2 separate regions of the Homo sapiens genome follow, and region 1 is linked to region 2. A link is a contact called in ENCODE Hi-C or POLR2A ChIA-PET data. All regions are on one chromosome and are shown on one strand. The core of a region is the stretch at or near the end of the contact, and the rest is flanking DNA. Distances in the headings are between cores, read along the strand shown.

Region 1 (3,040 bases), core at 149-2,648, 160 kb before region 2:
CACACACATACTCACACACATCTCCAACGGCTGCAATAAAAGAAGATTTTCATATACCATACGATTCTACAGAAAATCCCATTTGAGTCTGGCAGACATAAAGGTATAATTGTCTAAGAGGAACTCATTTATCTCTTAAAACTTTTAATATCTCAAGATTCGGAGTGTGAGTTCAATGTCTCCTATGTCAGATATAAGCAGCACACATGAGGGCTGGGTGCGGTGGCTCATGCCTGTAATCTCGGCACTTTGGAAGGCCGAGGCAGGTAGATCACAAGGTCAGGAGATGGAGACCATCCTGGCCAACATGGTACAAAAGTACAAAGGTACTAAAAGTACAAAAAAATTAGCTGGGTGTGGTGGCATATGCCTGTAGTCCCAGCTACTTAGGACGCTGAGGCAGGAGAATCGCTTGAACCTGGGAGGCGGAGGCTTCAGTGAGCCGAGATCGCGCCACTGCCCTCCAGCCTGGCAACAGAGCCAGACTCCGTCTCAAAAAAAAAAAAAAAAAAAAAAACCACATATCTTGTATCTTTTGTATTTTTAGGGGGGAAGAAATTTGGGAGGAAGTCATTTTTTATTCTCTCAGTGGTTTATTTGCTGCTTGTCTCATCTTTGAAATATTTTCTGTTATCTACTTTACTGGCGAGACTCTAGTCCAGGGAGTGAACACTCTGGCTTAGCTCATCTTTTCCACCTTTAGCTATTCACTTCTTTTCTCATATGTTCCAGAAGAAACTCCCAAGTAGCAAAATTGATGAAGAGACTTTATCGCCTCTGCATAACCCCAGATTGCCTGACGTGTTTTCTCATGTCTTGTTCTTTTTTTCCTCGCTCTTGTCCTCCAGGTTTGAGTGCAATGGCTTGATCTCGGCTCACTGCAACCTCCGCCTCCCAGGTTCAAATGATTCTCCTGCCTCTGCCTCCCAAGTAGCTGGGGTTAAGGTGCCTGCCACCACACCCGGCTAATTTTTGTATTTTTTAGTAGAGATGGGGTTTCACCATGTTGGCCAGGCTGGTCTCGAATTCCTGACCTCAGGTGATCCGCCCGCCTCAGCCTCCCAAAGTGCTGGGATTACAGGCATGAGCCACTGCGCCTGGCCACATCCTGTTTCTTTAAAACAGAAGGCTGAAAGGTCTAGCCATCTATCCAAGAACAATGGCCAGCCCCTCTGTAGGCAGGCTCTGAGAGAGACGTCGATGATGCCAGACTCTCAATGGGGAGGGTAAGTTTGTGAGTGTGGACAGCGGTCTCATCGGCTGCAGGGAATTTTGAAAGAGGGATGGGGGACTGCAATGACTCACTATATTCTTCAAAGCCTTGCCTGTACACCAGGTGTAGGAGAGAAGAGGAGGTGGTGACAAGTACATGTGGTCATCTATCCAAACTCTCATGTTTCAAAGGAACATTAATTTCATTGTCCCCAGAGAGGAGAAGTAAATAATGAGGTATTGTCTAAGTCAGGTTGTTTCCTGCTGGAAGCTAGAATTCTGCAAAGTGTTGGACTTCGATCTAGACTTGGCTTTAGGTCTGTATGAGCCACTTGTGGGGAGCGTGGCTTTTGGCAAGTTACTTTACCTCTTGAAAACCCATTTCCTCTTTGTAAAAATGGGATAATAGAGCATGTCTTTTTGCCTTTAAAGGTTATGCAACATGCACTCATATGTTAATTGCTGCACTGTTCACATAGCAAAGACAGGGAATCAACCTAGGTGCCCACCACTGGTAGATTGGATCAAGAAAATGTGGTACATATACACCATAGAATACTACACATCCATAAAAAGAGTGAAACCATGTCCTTGCAGCAACATGGATGCAGCTGGAGGCTGTTATCCTAAGTAAATTAATGCAGGAACAGATAATCAAATATTGCATATTGTTTCTTAGGCGTAGGAGCTAAACACTGGGTACTCGTGGACATCAAGACGGTAATAGAAACTGAGGACTACTGGAGGGGGAGAGGGGGACAAGGGTTGGAAAACGAACTATTGGGTACTATGCTCAGTACCTGGGTAACAGGGTTAATTGTGTCCCCAAACCTCACCATCTTGCAATATACCCAGGTAATAAACCTGCACACGTACCCTCTGAATATAAAATAAAAGTTGAAATTATAGAAAAAATAAAAAAATAAAAAAGACTGTGAGATATTGGGAATGGAAATATTTTGGACATTGAAGAGTGCATTTTGAAAATAATGCTCTAATGTGAGAATTTTCTCCCGAGCGTTAACGAACTCACCACAGAGGCAACCTTGGTTATAGTGAAGGGGTCTGAGGAACAAGGAGAAAGTACACAAGATGCTCCCTCAAGGAGGCAAGAGTATACAACAACGTCTTGATTGATTATCCATTTTAGAGAGATCTATGGTAAATGCTCACGGGCTTTGTCTGGCCCCTCCGCATACCTCTCTCTTTGCAGAGTTTTGGAAACTCATTTCCACCCTCGCCAAGGCAAAAACACACTGGAAAGTGAAGCTGAGATTCAGTCATATTAGAAGGGGGCACTGGCCTCAGTACCCCCACCTGGGTTTGGGTCTCAGCTCTGCCCTTCTCTCCCTGCAGGCACCCGGGTAGGAATCTTCCCTCTCCGGGCCTCCGTTTCCCATCCGTATGTTGGTTAGAATATTATTAAGGTCCTTTTCAGCACTTGAAATGGATTCTGTGCTGTCCCAAGGCATCCAGTCAATCCCAGCTTCTAGTTGCTGCAGTGACTGGGTCACTGGTGCAGCATCTCCGGTCCACTCACAGCAGCAGTCAGGAACTTATGTTGCTGTGCTGATTTTCTGGTCCTCGTCCTGTTTCCTCACAGTGGCATGACGGATCGGACATGCCATGCGACTGCATGGTGGCTCAGCTTTCCTGGCATGCAAGAACGTGCAGGGTGCATACAGATGCCATGTTTTCTAACCATCGCAACTTTGAGGAGGCAGCAGGAGATGAGGCTTAGGAGGGAAGTGATTGCTCTACACAGCAACCCACGGTGGTGGGAAGAGGGGTCAATTGTAAAGTTGTAGGCCACCGGCTGAGACCTGCT
Region 2 (3,071 bases), core at 215-2,714:
AGGAATTCAAGATAGCCTGGGCAACATCTCAAGATCCAATCTCTACAAAAAATCTAAAAAACTTTTTAAAGGTGAGGGCAGTGGTAAACAGTATAATACACTGATTTTGTATTTAAAAAGGAAAAAGGAATAGGGATACACATATACCTACTTATTTGCATTGTATCCATGATGACTACATCTGAAGGAATGCACCAGAAGCTGGAAACATTGTTCCTAGAAGTGGAAGATGGGTGATGGGAGGAAGGAGTAGGAGGGAGGATTTCTACTTTATATCGTTGGTACCATTTTAAACTTTAAACCATGAGAACGTATTACCTATTCACCAAAGAATCAATACAATTTGATGTAAAACATCATGCAACCTGTTCCATGGCAGGGTCAGTGGCTCCAGGTCCTGGGAGTAGGAGAGCAGTAGGTTGGAAAGGGTTGTTTTAGAACCTGTCTCAGCCAGCCTGGCTGAGAGTTGTGACATCCTTTGACCTCAGACTGTGCTCCTCCTGCTACCCAGAGTGTGGCCAGGAGTCACAAGCTCATGTTATTTCTTCAAGCAAATGATGATGTACATCGGTTGCTGGCTGGCATATCGTGCTTTCCCAGCAAAGCAACAAGAATGCTTATGTCCCTGTCTGGGATCTCACTGAAGAGGGTTGCAGACCAAACAGAGGGAACCCCAGAAGCTGGTCATGATGGGCTGGGAAAGTATGTGCTGTAAGGGAGGTCTGAAGCCGGGAGACCAGAGGGCTCGAGGAGCCAGGAGCCGTGTTTCCAGCCATCTGAAGGGAAACCAGAAGACAGGCTAGATGAGAGCTGGGTGGACCTGTGTCCTGGGCAACCTGCAGACTTCCCAGAGCCCCTTTCCTCATCCGCAACATGGGACAGTAATATCCACAGCAAAGGTCTCTCTGGAGTTTTCTGGTTTACGACTTAATGCATGCAAGATGTCTAGCACTTACTAGGCACCCTGCAGAGGTTTCTGAGTCCCATCCCCACCCCTAATCATTCCTGTCAAACCACTAAATTTGTTCAGAGTGGCCCCAGTGTGTGAAAGCTGCAGGAAAAGAGACTTGGGCTCCTATTAGAAAAGACTTTCCTATAGACAGAACCATTCAAAGGTGGAGCAATTCTGTTCTGATGGGCATTTTTCAGGTAACAGTGCTTTATTGGAAGAAACTCAAGGCTCTTTTTTCTGGGTCTCTAAACTCATGACAAACGAAGTAGGATCAAAGACCCCTGGGCCCCATCTCAGACATGGCCCTTCGTGGCCCCTTCCACCTCACTCGCCTCTCCATTCCTGTCCCTCCTCCAGCCAGCCTGTGCAGCTCCCAGAAAGGCTCAATTAAGAAGGCATTTCCAGACCTCGCTGCGGCTGGCACCACCACATTTTTTGCATTCTCTGCCTCTGCGGCTCCTGGAGGCATGAGGTGTGTATCTGCCTGTGTGTGTGTCTCTTATCTACCTCAGGAGAAAAGGACACGAGTCTTGTGACTCAGCCTAAGAGCAATTTCCTCCTTTGACTTCACATTTCCAATTGGAGGGACCCTGGGTTCCAGCGATAACCGTGAGAGTGTCTTCTTAGAGCGAATGTCCTTAATTGTGCTCTGACTTTCCAGGGCTTCTGAGCAGGTGCTGTTGGGAGTCCTTGAGAACTCCAGAATAAGTGAGGTCTGATCCATGCTCCAAACGCAACTACAGTCAAATAGAGGGGATACACACTTATGTTCGGTGTAACTCTCACACCAAACGAACCATGACAAATGCCACAGGGAGCTAAGTGCCATAAAGAATGATTGTAAATGTTAGATATAATAATGGCAAGTGGTTATGTTAAAGGGAAAGCAGTCCTTCTCAGTCAGAGATGCATGCAGATGTCTAGGTTGTTTTAAAATACTCTAGGGAAAGCCAGGCCCGGTGGCTCATGCCTGTAATCCCAGCACTTTGAAAGTCCAAAGCAGGCGGATCACCTGAGGTCAGGAGTTCGAGACCAGCCTGGCAAACATGGAGAAACCCTGTCTCTACTAAAAATACAAAAATTAACTAGGCAGGGTGGCGGGAGCCTGTAATCCCAGCTACTCAGGAGGCTGAGACAGGAGAATCACTTGAATCTGGGAGGTGGAGGTTGCTGTGAGCCAAGTTCACACCACTGTACTCCAGCCTGGGCGGCAGAGCAAGACTCTATCTCAAAATAAATAAATAAATAAGTAACGCTAGGGAAAAACATCTTAAGTGTTTTGGGGTGAGATGATATGATGTCTGGGGTTTGATTTAAAACATTCCAGAAAAAAGGTTGGAGAATAGATGAACAATTTGGCAAAACATTGATAATTGTCATTATTAAAGCTGGGCGTGGGTATAAGAGAGTTTGTTATATCATATTCTCTATTTTTGTATATGCTTGGAAAATTCCAGAATAAAAAGTTAAAAGGAAATGAATGGTTAATGCTGACAGGAGGTGTGTGGGTCAGGGACAGCTTCACACAGTAGGTGAGGTTGAAACTGGGCTTAGAAGATGAGTCAGAGATTGGAAGTGGGAGGGATAGACATGATTTGGAAGCTCTTGTTGGCTTTATTTTTTGTCTGTAAATCCTTCTGTTCTCCTGGGTTTTCATAGCAGTGAAAGCATTTCCCCCTCCAGGGTGTGACCTGCCCTTGTTTCAGACACCCCTTTGGATGGGGCCTCTCAGTGAGGCCTTCTTTGGCTGGCAGAGCTGGAGCTGTCGTGGCCCTGACCAGGTCTGCAGCCCCCACCCCGCTTCCTTCCTCCTCTCTCCCCCTCCATGCCCCGTCTGGGGAAAATTATCCCAGCTCCAAGTAGTAAATTTAAGGCCTTGGCAGCCCTCCCACAGATGACTCCCAAATTATCCCATTCCAAGGGTGGGAGTGGGGAGGCCAGAAGTTCAGGCCCGAGGCATTCACCCAGTCGTTTGAGAGCTCCGGGCGCCATCTGCTGACGGCACCCGGAGCTCCAGCTTGGAATGAAGGCAGGGGGTGTGCTGGAATTCACCAACTCCAGAACAAGGCCGGTCTCAGATCTCTGAGAATGAAGGGGATGCACTGTTTGACAGACACCA

The links. Hi-C counts contacts between places; a loop is a spot of excess contacts on that map. ChIA-PET counts read pairs that join two places held with the same protein, here RNA polymerase II (POLR2A). Pooled maps may share reads with other maps.
Region 1: a loop to region 2 is called in a map of Calu3, with 7 times the contacts of the local background. The contact joins two enhancer-like sites. A Hi-C loop is called at or near these places in 3 of 168 maps with a recorded cell type or tissue (Calu3, PC-9 and mammary epithelial cell) and 2 of 50 pooled maps. POLR2A ChIA-PET finds 5 or more read pairs at or near these places in 2 of 52 experiments (Panc1 and activated CD4-positive, alpha-beta T cell).

What each region holds. Positions count from the first base shown.
Region 1 is chr3:193,945,454-193,948,493 of GRCh38, reverse strand. No RefSeq gene overlaps it. Among named protein-coding and RNA genes, the nearest start is that of LINC02026, 57 kb to the left of the region's middle. Within about 2 kb of position 1,398, at least 2 of the 41 ENCODE cell types and tissues checked have a DNase peak (open chromatin) inside an H3K27ac peak, as active enhancers do; they include mammary epithelial cell, where a contact is called at or near this core.
Region 2 is chr3:193,780,829-193,783,899 of GRCh38, reverse strand. No RefSeq gene overlaps it. Among named protein-coding and RNA genes, the nearest start is that of LINC02038, 62 kb to the left of the region's middle. RefSeq lists silencers at 2,386-2,680, 2,933-2,992. Within about 2 kb of position 1,464, at least 11 of the 41 ENCODE cell types and tissues checked have a DNase peak (open chromatin) inside an H3K27ac peak, as active enhancers do; they include mammary epithelial cell, where a contact is called at or near this core.